Linked DNA regions of Homo sapiens: region 2 is linked to region 1. A link is a loop called in an ENCODE intact Hi-C map of the cell type or tissue named here. Cell type or tissue: B cell. All regions are shown on one strand. Each heading gives the region's core, and the rest is flanking DNA. Links, peaks and the distances in the headings are about the cores only.

What was found. Peaks named below come from ENCODE experiments on the same cell type or tissue, not always from the same donor. Only the 100,000 strongest peaks of a DNase experiment are listed, where the experiment ranks them.
Region 2: a loop joins it to region 1, with 9 times the contacts of the local background. A loop is called at or near these places in 4 of 110 quality-filtered maps.

The regions. Positions count from the first base shown.
Region 1 is chr7:65,745,965-65,757,028 of GRCh38, reverse strand. The region is part of intron 2 of LINC03006 (long intergenic non-protein coding RNA 3006); the gene reads left to right. SNORA22 (small nucleolar RNA, H/ACA box 22) reads right to left here and starts at 1,503; the gene lies at 1,370-1,503. It also overlaps the pseudogene CCT6P1. RefSeq lists enhancers at 5,713-5,782, 6,143-6,412, 6,443-6,552 and a silencer at 5,903-6,122. In B cell, for the core only: no CTCF peak of the experiment used is centred there; a DNase peak (open chromatin) is centred at 6,028; H3K4me3 peaks cover 2,090 bases; H3K27ac peaks cover 1,369 bases.
Region 2 is chr7:66,997,281-67,005,280 of GRCh38, reverse strand. It overlaps TYW1 (tRNA-yW synthesizing protein 1 homolog), which reads right to left. Exons shown (of 16, transcript NM_018264.4): 2 at 7,086-7,216; 3 at 6,327-6,464. Among named protein-coding and RNA genes, the nearest start is that of TYW1, 4.4 kb to the right of the region's middle. In B cell, for the core only: CTCF peaks have their summits at 4,254 and 4,474; a DNase peak (open chromatin) is centred at 4,482; H3K4me3 peaks cover 328 bases; H3K27ac peaks cover 187 bases.

The DNA of each region.
Region 1 (11,064 bases), core at 1,818-9,817:
AATTTATCCAACTGATATCTTCAGGTAAATATACAATATTTTATATCCAAATATATTAAAAATTTTGCCAACAATATATATTGTACAAAGCACCCCTAAATTTCAAAACACACTTTATTAGTTTCTTTTTTTTTTTTTTTTGAGATGGAGTTTTGCTCTTATCACCCAGGCTGGAGTGCAATGGTGTGGTCTTGGCTCACTGCAACCTCCGCCTCCCAGTTTCAAGCAATTCTTCTGCCTCAGCCTCCCAAGTAGCTGGGATTACATGAGCCCGCCACCATGCCTGGCTAATTTTTGTAATTTTAGTAGAGACGGGGTTTCCCCATGTTGGCCAGGGTGGTCTCGAACTCCTGACCTCAGGTGATCTACCCACCTCGGCTTCCCAAAGTGCTGGGATTACATGCCTGAGCCACCAGGCCCGACCATTAGTATTTCATAGTCTTCTACCACCTACCTTGTATCAGTTTCAGATTTATGTTTCTTGTCAATGATCACAAAATCATGAAGAGATCAATAGGTTCATCTTTTCTTTTAATGGCCAAAATGGAGCCCACTACAGCCTGCAATAGGAGAAGGATAACCATTAAGTAAATTCAATTTGCAGCAGCAGAAACATGTTGCTTTTCAGAAGGCTAAAGTAGACAGTTTCTTCATTTTACAATCTCTACACTGATTTGTATTTTTCTATAAGCAGATAGAATACATTATATATGAACAGCTGTTACATTTCTGAAATCTCAATCTGTAATTCTCAAACATTAACATTCCTTAACATTAACATTCCTCCTGGTGTTTCATTAAAAATACTGATAACTGGAAGCTTTCTAATAACAAAATCTCCACTTTATAAACCTTTTAATGAAAGCTCCAATTTTACTTTTAAAACCCGGTTAGGTATACTATTATTTGAATTTCCTCATTTTACTTTTTAGAGACACAGATTAGGTATCACTGCCACAAAAATGAACCTACATAGCACCTTGTGATTGAAATTGGTAATTATATTCATGTTTCTACTATCAGAGATTTTCTACATAGGTGTACCATACCAGACACAGACAAAATTTAATACATACCTCTGTTAAGACATCTGCAAGTTCAGCATGAACTTTAGTACAAAGAGATGCCCTGGCCACATCTTTAAGTGTTTCCTTGTCCATCTCTCTGCTTACTTTGACTTCTTCCAAAAAATGAAGGGCTTTTCCTTCACAGCTTCAAATCCTTCAGTGATTATTCTGGGATGAAGGCCCTACAATAAACACACAATAACACTTGCATCTTCAATTAGGTGCAACTATAGTTCATGATAAAGTTCAGACAATTCTTGGAGGGATACTCTGATCATCCTATCTTTGAACACGAGGTAATATAATGTGCTGGCTTTCTGAATACATTTAAAAGGATAAATATTCCTTTTAATGCAGAGGAGAAGAGCAGGCAATGCTCTAGCACAGGGTCAAAGCCAAGGGAACTATAAAGCACACTTGGGTGTTCACTGTGCAAACCACTCCGAATCATGTCAAAACCGACACTGTGTCCCAACAACTCACAGATGGTAGCATTATTCTATCTTTTCTATAGGTAATCTCAAACTAATTCCATCATTTACTAATAAAAATAAATAAAGACTATCTGCTCTCTTTTACCCGAAAATTCTGACAATAGATTCGTAGTCACTGAGGTTTGTTTTAAACCTTGGAACTAGTCAGGGCTAAAAAAGTGGAATTTATCTAAATGTAAGCTTTTGGTTGTCTCTTTCCTAACAAATAAATATGCCTAGTCCTAAACATCCCATTTTAAAATCTCAATTATTAATCTAAAGACAGATACAAATCACATAGGCAATTCAACTTGATTACAAAATTATTTTCAGGCCAAAAAAGGTTCCATAACCTGTCCAAGCTCACAACAAATTTGTTTTAGACCAAGACAAAGACCCAGATTTAAGCCCCCTAATCCTACTGTATGGCCTCCGCTAGTATTAACACATCAATTTGTATAAATAAGTATCTGACACGTCCTATATACAATAATATATTACAGAAACAAGAGTTGTGTGCCGGGCGCGGTGGCTCACGCCTTTAATCCTAGCACTTTGGGAGGCCAAGATGGGTGGATCACCTGAGGTCAGGAGTTGGAGACCAGCCTGACCAACGTGGAGAAACCCCGTCTCTGCGACAAATACAAAATTAGCCGGGCGTGGTGGCGCATGCCTGTAATCCTAGCTACTGAGGAGGCTGAGGCTGGGAATTGCTTGAACCCAGGAGACAGACGTTGCAGTGAGCCGAGATGCCATTGCACCCCAGCCTGGGCAACAAGAGTGAAATCCCATCTCAAAAAAACAAAACAAAAAAAAGTTGTGCATACTTCAGAAATGTAGAGATCTGCCTGTTTCAGCAGCTCTCCAATGATTAGGACATTGGAAGTCGTACCATCACCAGTTATATCATCCTGGGCTGTTGCTACCTTTGCTATTAAGGAAGCTGTTGGGTGTTGAATTTGCTGAAAGTAGAAAAAGAACGAATCACTTAAAACAATATGAAACAGTCTAAAAATACCACAAATAAAATGCATGAAGGGCCTCTTTAAGTACTATCTACTTGAAAAAGCTACCCAAGTGTTTGGCTACAAATTACTAAGATTAAAAAGTCACAATTTGCTATCATGCGCATGCAATTATAATGATGGAAACATTTTCATGTGTAATTTATTTCCCAGGTTATCTCTACTTTACAGATGAGGAAGCTTGAGGCTCAGTGAAAGTTTACGCAAGATGACAGCTAACAGTTAACAGTAACGGATAATTTTACATCCTTGCCTCTTTAGGCAAGTGTAGGGCTCTACGAGAATAAGCCAGGTATCTCCTAAAATGAAAGCTCAGCAGCCTCCACTGTTACTCTGCAATGGCCAAGTAATTTAAAAGGAAAGGTCAGGTGCGTTAGCTCATGCCTGTAATCCCAGCACTTTGGGAGGCCACAGCAGATGGATCCCTTGAACTCAGGAATTCGAAACCAGCCTGGGCTACATGGCAAAATCCTATCTCTTAAAAAAAAAAAAAAGCGGAAAAAAATTGTATTTTAAAGGTAAAATGACATGTCTGCAGCTTACCTTCAAATGATTCAGAGGAAAAATAGAAAAGAAATGGAGCAACATGTAAACAATTGGTGAATCTAGGTAAAGGGCACACACAATATAATCATTATTTTCGTAGGTTTGTAATTTTTTCAAAGAAAACTGAAAAACAGACTTCTGGAGATTGGAGAGAAGTTCCAGTGGGAGGGGACTTCTGAGGTGGTAGCAACAATTTATTTCTTAACTACAATAGTGGTTGTGTGTGTCCACTTTATAATTATTTCCTAAATTGTAAATGTTCTACGTGCTTCTCTCTACTTATGCTGTATTTCTCACACACTAAAACCCAAATAAATTTTTTTTTTTTTTTGGTGACAGTCTCACTCTGTCACCTAGGCTGGAGAGTGCAGTGGCACAATCTTGGCTCACTGAAACCTCAGCCTCCCAGGTTCAAGCAATCGATTCTCCTGCCTCAGCCTCTGGAGTAGCTGGGACTACAGGCGTACAGAACCATGCCTGGCTAATTTTTGTATTTTCAGTAGAGACGGAGTTTCACCATGTTGGCCAGGGCTGATCGTGAACTCCTGGCCTCAAGTGATCCACCTACCTCGGCCTTCCAAAGTGCTGAGATTACAAGAATGAGCCACTGCACCCGGCCCCAAAACAATTCTGACGTCAAGTTTAACCGTGGCTCCACTTTTCTGCTAACACGAGCCACCACTGAACCCAGTAAAAACAAAAACACCTCCTAGATTAGCAAGTCTTTATTAAAGATATTTCATCTGGATGTTGATAGCATGGTATACTACTAGCAAAACCCTGATTATTCTGAACTCAAATCAGCAGGAAATCATTTCCCTTTCTTGGATTTGAACTGTTAAGTTTTGGGAATTTAGGGATGAGTAAAACGCATACTCCCTTCAATAATCTCATATTCTCCATCCCTAAGACTTTAAAAATGTTAAAGCAAAGAGATTTCTCTCCCCTCCAGTTGGAGATGGAGATGAGACATAACAGAGAAATTGCTGTTTTAAAAAGAGAAAAACCGGCCAGATGCTGTGGCTCACGCCTGGTAATCCCAGCACTTTGGGAGGCTGACTCAGGCGGATCACCTGAAGTCATGAGTTCAAGACCGGCCTGGCCAACATGGTGAAATACCATCTCTACAAAAAATACAAAAATTAGCTGGGCATGGTGGAGCAAGCCTGTAATCCCAGCTACTTGGGAGGCTGAGACAGGAGAATCACTTGAACCCAGGAGGCGGAGGTTGCAGTGAACCACTGGACTCCAGGCTGGGCGACAGAGTGAGATTCTGTCTTAAAAAAAAAAAAAAAAAAAACCCATAAAGAGAAAAACCATCCTCATGCATTTTGCCCATGTGATTGTGTCAACCACCCTTAATTTTTCAAATTTTATTATAATTAATGTACAATTACAGTCCTTTAGCCCAGACTGTGAATGGCAAAAAAGCAGGGATTCAAAGACAGGGCTGTCAGACTCCAGGCACAGTCAGTACTATTACTGTCACTGTTACATGTCACTTCTGAATGTTCTCCTACCTTGAGAATGGACATTGCAAATCTTTCTACAAAGCAAAAGTTCTACGGAAAATCAAGACATTTCTGACCTAGCAGAGCACCTCTCACCATTTCGTGAAGCAGCGCACTGTGCAGGACCGTGCCCGGCTAATTTTTGTATTTTTAGTAGAGACTGAGTTTCACCATGTTGGCCAGGGCTGATCGTCAACTCCTGTGTCTTTAGTAAGCTTGATGTCTCCAGCGCCAGAAACAAGACTGTTTAAGGGACAGAAATCAATCAAATTGTGACAAAAACGAAATTAAAACGAAAACTAAATTAAAAAGTCCCATTAGAAAATGGGCTTTTCCAGCCGGGTGCGGTGGCTCACGCCTGTAATCCCAGCACTTTGGGAGGCCGAGGCGGGTGGATCTCGAGGTCAGGATATCGAGACCATCCTGGCTAACACGGTGAAACCCCATCTCTACTAAAAATACAAAATAAATAAATAAATAAATAAATAAAGCAAGCTGGGCGTGGTGACGGGCGCCTGTAGTCCCAGCTACTCGTGAGACTGAGGCAGGAGAAAGACATGAACCCGGGAGGCGGAGCTTGCAGTGAGCCGAGATCGCGCCACTGCACTCTAGCCTGGGTGACAGAGCGAGACTCTGTCTCAAAAAAAAAAACAACAAAAAACCAAAACAAACAACAAAAAAGGACTTTTCCCAGATCTCAGGGAGCCAGGGATATGGAGCTAGTTATCAACGAAAACTAAATTAAAAAGTCCCATTAGAAAACGGGCTTTTCCCCGATCTTAGGGAGCCGAGAATATGGAGCTAGTTATCTCCCGCAGGCTGGAGGACAAGTGTAGTGCCCACCCCGTCCCCGCAGAGATTGTGCAGAGTCCTCAGGGTGTCTGGAAGCCCAAGAAGGCGGGGAACGCCGCACACTAGAGCCGCTTTTTTCTCCATGGAGACGGCATCGACGCAGGAAGAAATGGACGCAACGGTGGGGCTTAGCAGGGAACAGGACCGGCCCGGGAGGACGCGAGGAAGGGTGGCTGCGGAGCCCCGAGGCAGCGGGCTCCCATCTGCGGTCTTGGGCCCGCCAGGTGCGCAGCGGCGCGCGGTGCCCACCCAGCCCTCCCGCCAGCCCCACCTTACATCTTTATGGTCCCTTTGGGCCCCAGGTTGGTCCTCAGCACGTCCTGCAGACCCCGCGCCCCGCTAATGTTGAACGCCAGCGCCGCCTGCGCTCCGGCCACCTTGGCCTTGGGGTTCAGGGTCTTCGCCGCCGCCATAACTGCTCCAGAGGAAGAAAAGAAAGCGACGCGGCACGCGGAGAGCCCAGAGCAGGCGCGCCGTGGCCGGGATGCACTATCCGGATCTTCCGGAAAAGTCGGCGCGCCCAGCCCGCCCCTAGCGTGCCCGCGCCGCCGCTATTGGGCCACGGGCTGTCCGGCCCCCGCTCATTGGTCCGCGGCTGCACGGTGCCTGCAGTCCCACCCCTCGCCCAGCGGCCGCGACGCTATGGCGCACTGGAGTACCCTGTTCCTGGCAGTAAGTGCTTCTGGGTTCTGGCGTTGCTGCTCAGTGGGGCCCAAGTTTGCGGACCCGGGATCTCAGGATGCAGGCAGGGCTTATGCCCCGCGCCGGACAGGGCGTAGGGTGGGCCTCCTCCTGCCCCTACTCGCGCGGTTTGCTCCTCAGTCTCCTTCCCTTGCTGCTTTCACGACTTTCATTGGAGCTTTCTGGACCCTGTGCTTGACGGTGCTGTAGGTGCCGTGGGGACACACAGGCTAGTCTGATAAGCACCCTCCGCCGGAATCATGCGGTGCTGTAAGGACTAACGAAGATGAAGATAGAATGCAAGGTAGAAAGTGCTGGATGCCTTTAGAAAGCTGCAGGACTGGTGCGATGGGAGTTGAGTCATAACCTGTCCGTCATTAGGACTCAGGATGCTGCTGAGGCCCTAGGCTTCTATGGTAGATTTGAAAACTCACCCTTGTAGAGTGATGGTGTCCAGCCTTTGAGAGGACTCCCTTTTAAGGTAAATTTCCAAAGAGCTCCACAATTGTTTACAGTATCCGGTGCCCGCCAAATTCCAGGGATTCAGTTACACGTGATATTTTACTTCATTTTTTCTTTTTATAGACACACGGCCTCACCATGTTGCCCAGGGTGGTCTCAAATTCCTGAGCTCAAGTGATACTGCTGAGCTCAAGTGATCCTCCCGTCTCGGCCTCCCAAAGTGCTGGGATTACAGGCATGAGCCACCGTGCCCGGCCAGTATTTTATTTTTAATAGATAACGGAAATTGTTCTGAATTCAAAAGGCACCAAAGGGCATGTGGTGGAAATTAAATCTTCCTCCCGCCACTAGTTCAACACTAGAGACAAGCACAGTTACCCCGGATACTCGATGAATTTTCGGAATGCTTTCTGAATTTATAAACTTATATGTAAATATAATCATTTCCCCACACAAATGGCAATTCCTAATACACACTGTAGGGTGTGTTATACTTTAAATGTCTTGGAGAGTGTGCCATATCAAGACTAATGGGAAGTCCTCATTAACAGCTGCGTGATGTTCTTCGTAAGAATTACACAACTAGGAGCCGGGGCACGGTGGCTCACGACTGTAATCCCGACACTTTGGGAGGCCGAGGCAGGTGGATCACTTGTGCCTAGGAGTTCAAGACCAGCCTGGGCAATGTAGTGAGACCCCATCTATACAGAAAGTACAAAAATTAGCCGGGCGTGGTGGTGCATGCCCATGGTCCCAGCTACTCGAGAGGCTGAGGTGGGAGGATCGCCAGAATCTAGGAGGCGGAGGTTGCAGTCAGCTATGTCAGCTATGATATTGCCACTGCACTGCAGCCTGTCTCAAAAAGAATGATACAACTAACCAGTCACCTACTGACTGATGTTTAAGTTGTTCCCAATCTGCTATTCAGGCTGCAGTGAATATCGGTATATGATGCTTTTAGGAGGATTTGTGTATTTGAGAATCACAAAAACATCTATATATGTGACTAGAAGCACTGCACAATAGAAGACTAGTTATTAGTTCCATAGGCATTACATGGTGTGCATGCAGATTTATTATAACTGCTGTTAAAAATGTTATGAGGAGACCAGTCGTGGTGGCCCACACTTGTAATCCCAGCACTTGGGGAGGCCAAGGCCGGCGGATCACTTGAGGTCAGGAGGTCAAGATCATCCTGGCCAACATGGTGAAACCCTGTCTCTGTAAAAATACAAACATTAGCAAGACCAACAAGGTGAAACACTGTCTCTGTAAAAATACAAAAATTAGCCTGGCATGGTGGTGTGCATCTGTGATCCAAGCTACTCGGAGGCTGAGGCATGAGAATTGCATGAACTTGGGAAGGAGAGGTTGCAGTGAGCCAAGATCATGCCACTGCACTCTAGCCTGGGTGACAGAGCTAGACTGTGTCTCAAAAAAAAAAAAAAAAAGGCCGGGCCCAGTGGCTCACATCTGTAATCCCAGCACTTTGCGAGGCTGAGGCAGGCAGATGATTTGATTTGAGGTCAGGAGTTCAAGACCAGCCTGGCCAACATGGTGAAACCTCGTCTCTACCAAAAATATAAAAAGTTAGCTGGGTGTGGTGGCGCACGCCTGTAATCCCAGCTACTTGGGAGGCTGAGGCAGGAGAATCGTTTGAATTCTGGAGACAGAGGTTGCAGTGAGCCAAGATCATGTTTCTGCACTCCAGCCTGGGTGACAGAGCGAGACTCTTTCTCAAAAAAAAAAAAAAAAAAAAAAAAAAAAAAAAAAAAGCTGGGCATGGTGGTTCACACCTATAATCCCAGCACTTTGGGAGGCTGAGGTGGGTGGGTCACCTGAGGTCAGGAGTTCCAGACCAGCCTGGCCAACGTGGTGAAACCTGTCTCTACTGAAAATACAAAAATTAGCCAGGCATGGTGGCGGCCACCTGTAATCCCAGCTACTCAGGAGGCTGAGGCAGGAGAATCACTTGAGCCCGGGAGTTGGAGGTTGCAGTGAGCCAAGATCACGCCATTGCACTCCAGCCTGGGCGACAAGAGCGAGACTTGTTGCCAAGGTGACATAATGGAAGTATATTAAATACATAAATAGGAGTTATTGATAGGGGGAAAAACATTTTAAATAACATGTATAAGAAGTTCTCACTTTTGAAACATTCCCTATGGGTCTATACTGGGAGGGGAACATCACACACTGGGGCCTGTCAGGGGGTGGGGATCAAGGGGAGGGAGAGCATTAGGACAAATACCTAATGCAAGCGGGGTTTAAAACCTAGAGGATGGGTTGATGGGTGCAGCAAATCACCATGGCATGTGTATACCTATGTAACAAAACTGCATATTCTGCACATGTATCTCTGAACTTAAAGCAAAAAAAAAAAAAAAAAAAGCCTGGTGTGGTGGCGCACACCTGTAATCCCAGCTACTTAGGTGGCTGAGGCAGAATTGCTTGAACCCGGTAGGCAGAGGTTGCAGTGAGCCAAAATCGCAGCACTGCACTCCTAGCCTGGGCGACAGAGTGAGACCCTGTCTCAAAATTAAAAATAAAAAGAATTTGTAAAAAACAGTAAGAAGAATTGCCATACTCTACACACAGATCCCCCAAATGTAAACATCATATTTAACCCCAGAATAAGAAATTAACATTGACGCATGATCCAATCTATAGATGGCTTTCAAATTTTGCTAATTATATCATGATCTATCTCTGGCCCAGGAGTCTATTTATCCAGAATTACGCTTCGCATTTAGTTGTCATGTCCTTCAGTCTGAAACAGTTCTGCAGTTTTTCAGTCTTTAATGATCTTGGCATTGCTTTTAGTACTGGCCAGTTATTTTACAGAATGTCCCTTACTTTAGGGTTATTTGATATTTCCTTATTTTTTTTTTTTTTTTTTTTTTTTTGTTGAGACAGAGTCTTGCTCCGTCGCGCAACCTGGAGTGCAGTGGCACGATCTCGGCTCACTGCAAGCTCCACCTCCTCGGTTCATGCCATTCTCCTGCCTCAGCCTCCTGAGTAGCTGGGACTACAGGCGCCCGCCACCACGCCCAGCTAATTTTTTTGTATTTTTTTTAGTAGAGACAGGGTTTCACCATGTTAGCCAGGATGGTCTGGATCTCCTGACCTCGTGATCTGCCCGCCTTGGCCTCCCAAAGTGCTGGGATTACAGGCTTGAGCCACCGTGCCTGGCCTCCTTATGATTTTTTAAAAAATTTTTTTGAGACAGAGTCTCGCCCTTTTGCCCAGGCTGGAGTGCAGTTGTGCGATCTCCGCTCACTGCAGCCTCCACCTCCCGGGTTCACGTGATTCTCCTGCCTCAGCCTCCAGAGTACCTGGGATTACAGGCACCTGCCACCATTCCTGGCTAATTTTTGTATTTTTAGTAGAGATGGGGTTTCACTATGTTGGCCAGACTGGTCTGGAACTACTGACCTCAGGTGATCCGCCTGCCTTGGCCTCCCAAAGTGCTGGGATTACAGGCATGAGCCGCTGCGCCTGGCCTCATGTTTCCTTATGTTTAAATGCAGGTTACGGCCGGTCACGGTGGCTCACGCCTGTAATCCCAGGACTTTGGGAAGGCCAAGGCAGGCGGATCACATGATCAAGAGATCGAGACCATCCTGGCAAACATGGTGAAACCCCATCTCTACTAAAAATAGAAAAAATTAGCTGGGCCTGATGGCACGTGCCTGTAATCCCAGCTACTCAGGAGGCTGAGGCAGAAGAATCACTTGAACCCAAGAGGTGGAGGTTGCAGTGAGCAAAGATCGCACCACTGCACTCCAGCCTGGGCAACAGACTGAGATTCTGTCTCAAAAAAAAAAAAAAATGCAGGTTATTCATATTTGGCAAGAACGCCAGAGAAATTATGTGTCATTTCAAGGCATCGTAGGAAGAGTCACATGATGTCAGCAGTTTTTCCCATTCCTGGTGATGTTAACTTTGTTCACTTGGTTAATGTTTGCTAGATTGCTCTACTATAAAGTTGTTATTTTTTCTTTGTATTTAATAAGCATCTTGTGGGAAAATATGTGACTGTTCTGTTTTTCATCATAACAGTGCCTACTAATTTAAGCATCCATCGATGATTTTTTTTTTTTTTTTTGAGGCAGCGTCTCACTCTGTTGCCCAGGCTGGAGTGCAGTAGTGCAATCACACAGCTTACTGCAGCCTCAACCTCCTGGGCTCAGCCTCCTATCTCAGCCTCCTGAGTAGCTGAGACTACAGGCTTGCATCACTATGCCTGGCTAATTTAAAACGTGTGTGTGTGTGTGTGTGTGTGTGTGTGTGTGTGTGTGTGTGTGTGTGTAGAGATGTCATGCTTTGTTGCCTGGGTGAGTTTCAAACTCCTGGGCTCAAGCAGTCCTCCTGCCTCAGCCTCCCAAATTGCTGGGGTTACAGGCTTGAGCCACTGTACCCAGCCCATCAATAATTTTTGCCTGAA
Region 2 (8,000 bases), core at 1-8,000, 1.3 Mb before region 1:
GAGAACCCCAGTGAGATATTACGTAAGATGGCCATCCCCAAGACACAAAATCATCAGATTCTCCAGTCGAAATGAAAGAAAAAATGTTAAAGGCAGCTAGAGAGAAGGGGCAGGTCAGCTACATAGGGAATCCCATCAGGGTAACAGTGGACCTTTCAGCAGAAACCCTACAATCCAGAAGAGATTGGGGCCTATATTGAGCATTCTTAAAGAAAAGAAATTTCAAGCAGGGCATGGTGGCTCACATCTGTAATCCCAGCACTTTGGGAGGCCAAGATGGGTGGATCACCTGAGGTCAGGAGTTGGAGACCAGCCTGACCAACATGGTGAAACCCCATCTCTACTAAAAATGCAAAAATCAGCCAGATGTGGTGGCGCACACCTGTAGTCCCAGCTACTCGGGAGGCTGAGGCAGGAGAATCACTTGAACTCGGGAGGCAAAGGTTGCAGTGAGCTGAGATCGCACCACTGCACTCCAGCCTGGGTGACAGAGAAAGACTCTGTCTCAAAAAAGAAAACAAGAAATTTCAACCAAGAATTTCATATCCAGCCAAATTAAGCTTCATAAGCGAAGGAGAAACAAGATCCTTTCAGGCAAACAAATGCTAAGGGAATTTATTACAACCAGACCTGCCTTACAAGAGGTCCTTAAGGAAGTGCTAACTATGTAAAGGAAAAATTGTTATGGGCCACCATAAAAAGGTTTATTTGGTTCACAATTCTGATATCTGAAAAAGTTCAAGATTGGACAACTACATCTGGTGAGGGCTCCAGGCTGCTTCTACTCCTGGCAGAGTAGAAGTGAAAGGGAGCTGGCGAGCACAAAGATCACATAGCAAGAGAGGAAACAAGAGTGCAGGAGAGGTTCCAGGCTCTTCTTACCAACAAGCTCTCTTGGGAACTAAGACAGCAAGAACTCACTCACCCCTCCCCCAGGGATTCATCTATTCAGGAGGGATCTGCCCCCAGGACCCAAACACCTCCCATTAGGCCCATCACCAACACGAGGGATCAAATTTCAACATCAGTTTTGGGGGAACAAACAACAAATTATAGCAGAAATCAATGGTGAGATGACTGTCCTAATCCAGACAAAATATCATGGCAGTGTCAAAGCTGTCAGAATCAACAACATGGAGTTACTTATGTTAAAATATCCCTGACAATAAGAGCTAGGGAAGACAAAGAATTCGCACACTTAGATTGTTTTTTTTGTTTTTTGTTTTTTGTTTTTTTTGAGACAAGGTTTCACTCTGTCCCCCAGACTGGAGTGCAGTGGCGCCATCTTGGCTCACTGCAACCTCTGCCTCCCGGGTTCAAGTGATTCTCATGCCTTAGCCTCCCGTGTAGCTGGGATTACAGGCATGTGCCACCACACCAGGCTAATTTTTGTATTTTTTAGTACAAATGGGGTTTTGCCATGTTGGCCAGGCTAATCTCAAACTCCTGACCTCAAGTGACCCACCTGCCTCAGCCTCCTAAACTGCTGGGATTACAGGCATGAGCCACCACACCTGGCCTCACACTCAAATTCCTGACAATGAGAAAGATTCTACAAAAAATACAACCTTGCACAAAGACCAGTGCAACCTTACACAAAAAATACTACTGCAAGGACATCTGCCCAGCAACTTCATGTCCAACCTTGGATTGTGTCACCTTTGTTATTAACCTTTGTAGGCAAGAATAATTATTTCAAAACAATTCTGTAATCCTCATTTTTTCCCTTACAAATCTTTGCCTTCCTTTACTTCCCTGAATACATGCAGTTTACTATGGCAATTGTATCCCCATTGCAATGTACGTGCTATTCCCAAACAAACATCTTTTCTTTTGGAGAGCCTCTCTATGGTATTTAGGTTGACAATGGCATGGACCAGGGGAGTAGCAGTGAAGGTGGTAAGAAGTGATTGGAAACTGAATCTATTCTTAAAGTAGAACAAACAGAATCTGCTGACAGACTGGACATGGGTTGTATAAAAAGAAGTCAAAAGGTGTTTTGGACCAAGCAATTGGAAGGATAAAGTTGTCATTTACTGAAATTGTAAGGATTACAAGTAGAGCAGGCTTGGGCAGAAAATTGGGAGTTCAGTTTTGAGCACACTGATGTTAAGATGCTTACTAGACATTCATATGATGCTCTAAGATAGGTAACTCGATATGAAAGTCTGGAGTTGAGAGAAACAGTTAAGATTAGAAACAGAAATTTAGGGCCAGGCGCGTGGCTCAAGCCTGTAATCCTAACACTTTCAGTGGCCGAGGCGGGTGAATCACTTGAGGCTAGGAGTTTGAGACCAGCCTGGCCAACATGCAGAAACCCCGTCTCCACTAAAAATACAAAAATCCCAGCACTTTGGGAGGCCAATGCCACTGCACTCCAGCCTGGGTGACAGAGTAAGACCCTGTCTCAAAAAAAAAAAAAAAGAAAAAAGAAAAAGAAAAAGAAAAAGTTACAAAAAATATAAGAGAAAAGATCTGAGACACAGAAGACGATCCAAAAGGTAGAACATCCCACAGGAATCCCAGAAAAAAAGAAATGAAAAGGGGAAAAAAAAATTCATCCAAGAAATATTAACAGAACTAATGCACACAAATCGTCAAAATGCATACAAATCGTCAAAACAAAAAAAATTCAAGTATACAGAACAATAGCTGAAAAAGATCCAAATAGTCACCTTCCCATAAAATTTCCAGAAATCAAGGACAAAGAAATGATCCGAAAATCTTCCAGAAACAAAATAATCAAGTCATCTACAAATTCGCTTTCTCATTAGCAATACTAACATGCTGGAAGACAATGAAGCTACGCCTTCTGAGGCAAAAGTTTTTAATAGTCTTCTACACACGACCAAATATGAATCAATCAAATCCAACAGCAGAATGAAGAAATATTGAGATGGGCTGGGCACAGTGGCTCACACCTGTAATCCTAGCCCAATATTGAGATGGGCTGGGCATAGTGGTTCATGCCTGTAATCCTAGACAGAAGGATCTCTTGAGGCCAGGAGTCAAGACCAGCCTGGGCAACATAAGGAGACCCCATCTCTACAAAAAAAATTTTTTTAATTAGCCCAGCATGGTGGCACAAGCCCATATTCCCATCTACCCAGGAGGGTGGGTCAGGAGAATCGCTGGAGCCCAAGAGGTCGAGGCTGCAGTGAACTAAAATCATGCCACTGCACTCCAGCTTGGGTAACAGAGCAAGACCCTATCTCTTTTTTTCTTCTTTCCTTTTTTTTTTTTGTTTGAGACAGGTTCTCACTCTGCTGCCCAGGCTGGAGTGCAGTGGTGCAATCTAGGCTCACTGCAACCTCCACCTCCCAGATTCAAGCAATTCTTCTGCCTCAGCTTCCCAAGTAGCTGGAATTACAGACGTGCACCACCACGCCCAGCTAATTTTTTGTATTTTTAGTAGAAATGGGGTTTTGCTTTGTTGCCGAGGCTGGTCTCGAACTCCTGGCCTCAAGTGGTCTGCCCACCTCGGCCTCCCAAAGTGCTGAGATTACAGGCATGAGCCACCACGCCAGGCCAAGACCTTGTCTCTTAAAAAATAAAAATAAAGGCTGGGCGCGGTGGCTCACGCCTGTAATCCCAACACTTTGGGAGGCCAAGGTGGGCAGATCATGAGGTCAGGAGTTCGAGAACAGTCTGACCACCGTGGTGAAACCCCATCTCTACTAAAAATACAAAAACTAGCTGGGCATAGTGGTGGGCGCCTATAGTCCCTGCTACTCAGGAGGCTGAGGCAGAAGAATCGCTTGAACCCGGGAAGCAGAGGTTGCAGTGAGCCGAGATCGCGCCACTGCACTCCAGCCTGGCGACACAGCGAGGCTCCATCTCAAAAAAATAAATAAATAAAAAATAAATAAATAAAATAAAATAAATAAAAATAAATTCAGATGGCGCAGCTTTAAGATGGAAGATGGCTATCTACCCCAAAATCAACTATGATATGGACAGCAACATTAAGCCACTGAGACTTGAGGGCTGTTTGTATAAACTAATTAATATAAAGAGCCAATAACTTTTGTGTAATGTTGATAAATCTCGAAACACAGCATAAGCATCAGAGGAACTAAAAATAGAAATAGTTAAAAGGTTTCTGGAGAGTACATTTCATTATGAACTTTCTGTACACCTGGATTTGTTACCATCTGCAAGTATTCGTTTGATCTTTTTGATCATTTTTTTTAAAAAGGTAAAAACATGCATAAAGAGGCTCTGAAAAAGGTTTTTTATAAGTAACATTAAAAGGACTTTGCTTTGGCTGCTCAGACACCTTTTTGCTTTTTTTCAGGTTTCCCACCTCCACTGCTTAAGGTTTAACTTAACAACTGACCTTCGACTGTAAAATGAAGCAAAGTATCTGCACTCAAGTAGTGAAAACCTAAGAAGTACTATTCTGCGCAACTTCCACAAGAGGGCAGTAGAACCCTCTGAAGTAGTCCACAAAAGTAACAGACCTTGATTTTTCCTCTAATTTATTTTCATGCTAGCCTTCCTTAAAATCTTTTCCTAGAAAGCACTAACTAGCTGTGACCTGGCTAGGCCTCGTGGCTCATGCCTATCATCTCAGCACTTTGAGGGCCAAGGTGGGTGAATATCTTGAAGCCAGGAATTCAAGACCAGCCTGGACAAGATTGCAAGATCTTGTCTCTACAAAAAAATTAAATAAATTTTTTGGCTGGGAGCGGTGCCTCACGCCTGTAATCCCAGCACTTTAGGAGGCTGAGGCGGGTGGCTCATCTGAGGTCAGGAGTTTGAGAGCAGTGTGACCAATATGGTGAAACCTCGTCTCTACTAAAAATACAAAAATTAACTAGATGTGATGGCAGGCACCTGTAATCCCAGCTACTAGGGAGGCTGAGGCAGGAGAATTGCTCGAACCCAGGAGGCAGAGGTTGTGGTGAGCCGAGATCACACCACTGCACTCCAGGCTGGGGGACAGAGTGAGATACCATCTCAAAAATAAAATAAATTTTTTTAAAATAGCTGTGACCTTGTAACACAGAAACAGGTAGCATCTAGATATAATTAGAGAATGGGACTGGGCACGGTGGCTCACGACTGTAATCCCAACACTTTAGGAGGCCGAGGCGGGCAGATTGCTTGAGCCCAAGAGTTTAAGACCAGCCTGGGCAACATGGCAAAACCCCATCTCTACAAAAAGTACAAAAATTAGCTGGGTATGGTGGCATGCACCTATAGTCCCAGATACTCAGGAGGCTGAGGTGGGAGGATGCCTTGAGCCCGAGAGGCAGAGGTTGCAGTGAGCGAAGATGGCACAACTGCACTCCAGCCTGGGCAACAGAGAGAGACCCTGTCTTTAAAAAAAGAAAAAAAAAAGCAAAAAGGAGAAATCAAAGTACATGCCAGATAATATCACTAAATCCTCACAGTGACCCTGAGATAACCATACTATTACCATCTGCAATTTACCATTTCACAGATAAGCAACTGAAGCTTAGATGGCACTACAGCCAGACACTGTTCCCCCGCAAAAAAGAGAGAGAATGGGAAGCATCTTTCAACTAGATATCAGCTGTATTTACTTTAGTGTCTACCTTTAACACTTTTAGCACTATTAGAAATCAAAACAAGTTTCATTACATAGATGTGTGACGTGAGGCCAGGTGCAGTGGCTCACGCCTGTAATCCCAGCACTTTGGGAGGCCGAGGCAAGCGGATCACCTGAGCCCAGGAGTTTGAGAGCAGCCTAGCCAACATGGCAAAACACCCATCTCTACTAAAAATACAAAAATTAGCCAGGCATGGTAGCAGGCACCTATAATCCCAGCTACTCGGGAGGCTGAGGCAGGAGAATCGCTTGAGGTGGAGGTGGAGGTTGCAGTGAGCCGAGATCGTGCCACTGCACTCCAGCCTGGGTGACAGAGTGAGACTCTGTCTCAAAAAACAAAATAAAAAATAAACATAGATGTGTGATGTGAAAGTCAGGCCCATATTGGAACTATTAGTGCCATCCTTTTTTCCCTATTCCCTACTTCCATACCCATGGGCATCGATAATGGACTCACAACTTTCTCTAGCCTGCTGAGGCAGAAGCAAACTTCAGAACAAAGGCCCCCTCAAGACACTGACCATCAGACACCACCAATCAGCTCTAACTGGGCACAGGAGATGAAACCTGCCTACCGTCACAGAATGGAAAAATATTTGAGGGGAAAAGGCTGGGAGAAAGAATAAAGAAGGTTAGATGACCAATTCAGTTCACTGCTAAAGGACAGTTCACTGCTAAAGTTCACTGCTAAAGGGATTTTCTTAAAATGTCAGGAAACCAAAGGAAAAGCATCATATAAATTTCTTACCTTCGCTGTTCCAGTCTGAGAACCATAAAAAATCTTCACTCCAGACACAAAGATGTCTTTCTCTTGAAGGGAGACATAACCATTTGTCATCAAATCCTGAGCTGCTTTTGGAACAGATTTTTCCTGTAAGTTCTTGCCCTTGAAGACAAATAATTACACAAAATCCATCAAGTCTAAATCGTTTCCCAACTTCAGCAGGGATGAAAATTAGCACAGATACTGACACATTTTATTTTTCTCTTAATCTGACACACTGTATTTTTCTCTTAATCTTTCTGGTTGTATTCCTCAAATATTAGCCCCTTGGTATAATAAGGTCCTTTAATAGGCAGGACCCACATTTTTAAGGCTCATGATTTCCTTTCCCTCCAAGAAAAAACTTTACATACTTTTATCCTATAAGGTATTTTAGTAGAATAATAGTAGGAACTTATTTTCTGATCCTTAATTAATGGAAAGAGAGGACTACTGACCCTTAAAGGTATAAAACAAATTTGTTTTTCATATAAAAGGTTCACTTTTCATTACAAAAATCTTCCTGTATCTTAAAAATGAGACACACCTATCAAAGAAAAAGTAAAGAACTTAATCCAAGATAACTTAGTCTCCAAAAACTTAGAGAAGAAATTTATTTTAGGCATTTCATTAAAATGTCTAAAGACCAAACACAAAAGTAATTAAAGGTTCCTTTTAGTATTTAAATCCTCTATAAAATCTGATGCCTAAATACTCCATTAAAAAAAAAATAACTCCACTTACCTGCGTCTTGATGACAATCTGGACACAAATCCAAAGGCTAATGCTAACAGCAAAGCCCAAATAAATGTAAAACCTGTTTATCCATAATGATATTAAAGGTGAGAAGAGGTCCCATGTATCCGCAGAAGGATCTAAATTTAAAATGACACACACAATTTCATTTAAAGCTACATATACAAAGATATCCATCCCAATTTTAAGAAGAAAATAAAACCAACCTTACATTCAACAACCCAGCTAAGAAATCTAATTTAAAAATCAACTGTTGGCCGGGCACGATGGCTCATGCCTGTAATTCCAGCACTTTGGGTGGCTGAGGCGGGCAGATCACCTGAGGTCAGGAGTTCGAGACCAGCCTGGCCAACATGGTGAAACCCCGCCTCTACTAAAAATACAAAAATTAGCCGGGCGTGGTGGCGCGCACCTGTAATCCCAGCTACTCGGGGGGCTGAGGCAGGAGAACTGTTTGAACCTGGGAGGGAGAAGTTGCAGTGAGCCAAGATTGCGCCACCGCACTCCAGCCTGGGCGACAGAGCAAGGCTCCATCTCGGGGGCGGGGGGGTGGGGAACAACTGTAATAAAAATAACACACTATGTAGTAACGTAATAAAATTATCACACTGTTAACACTAACTCAAAGAAAAAACAGAATATAAAATTGTATCTTCACTTCGAAATGAGCATTTAGAAGCAAGAGAAGGAACACAAAGTAAAAATACTTCATGTGAAATTAATTTTGTTTTGTTGTGCTTGCTCCATAAAAAAAGCTTAAGTAGTAAAAGCACTCTTTTTACTAACTGTACTTTCAAAGGCTCACGGTTAAACTTGTAAAAGATTCTCAAGTAACTGACCTTACACCTCATTTTTTTTTTTTTAAGAGAGATATGCAGGGACCTGGCTTCAAACGTTCAACCT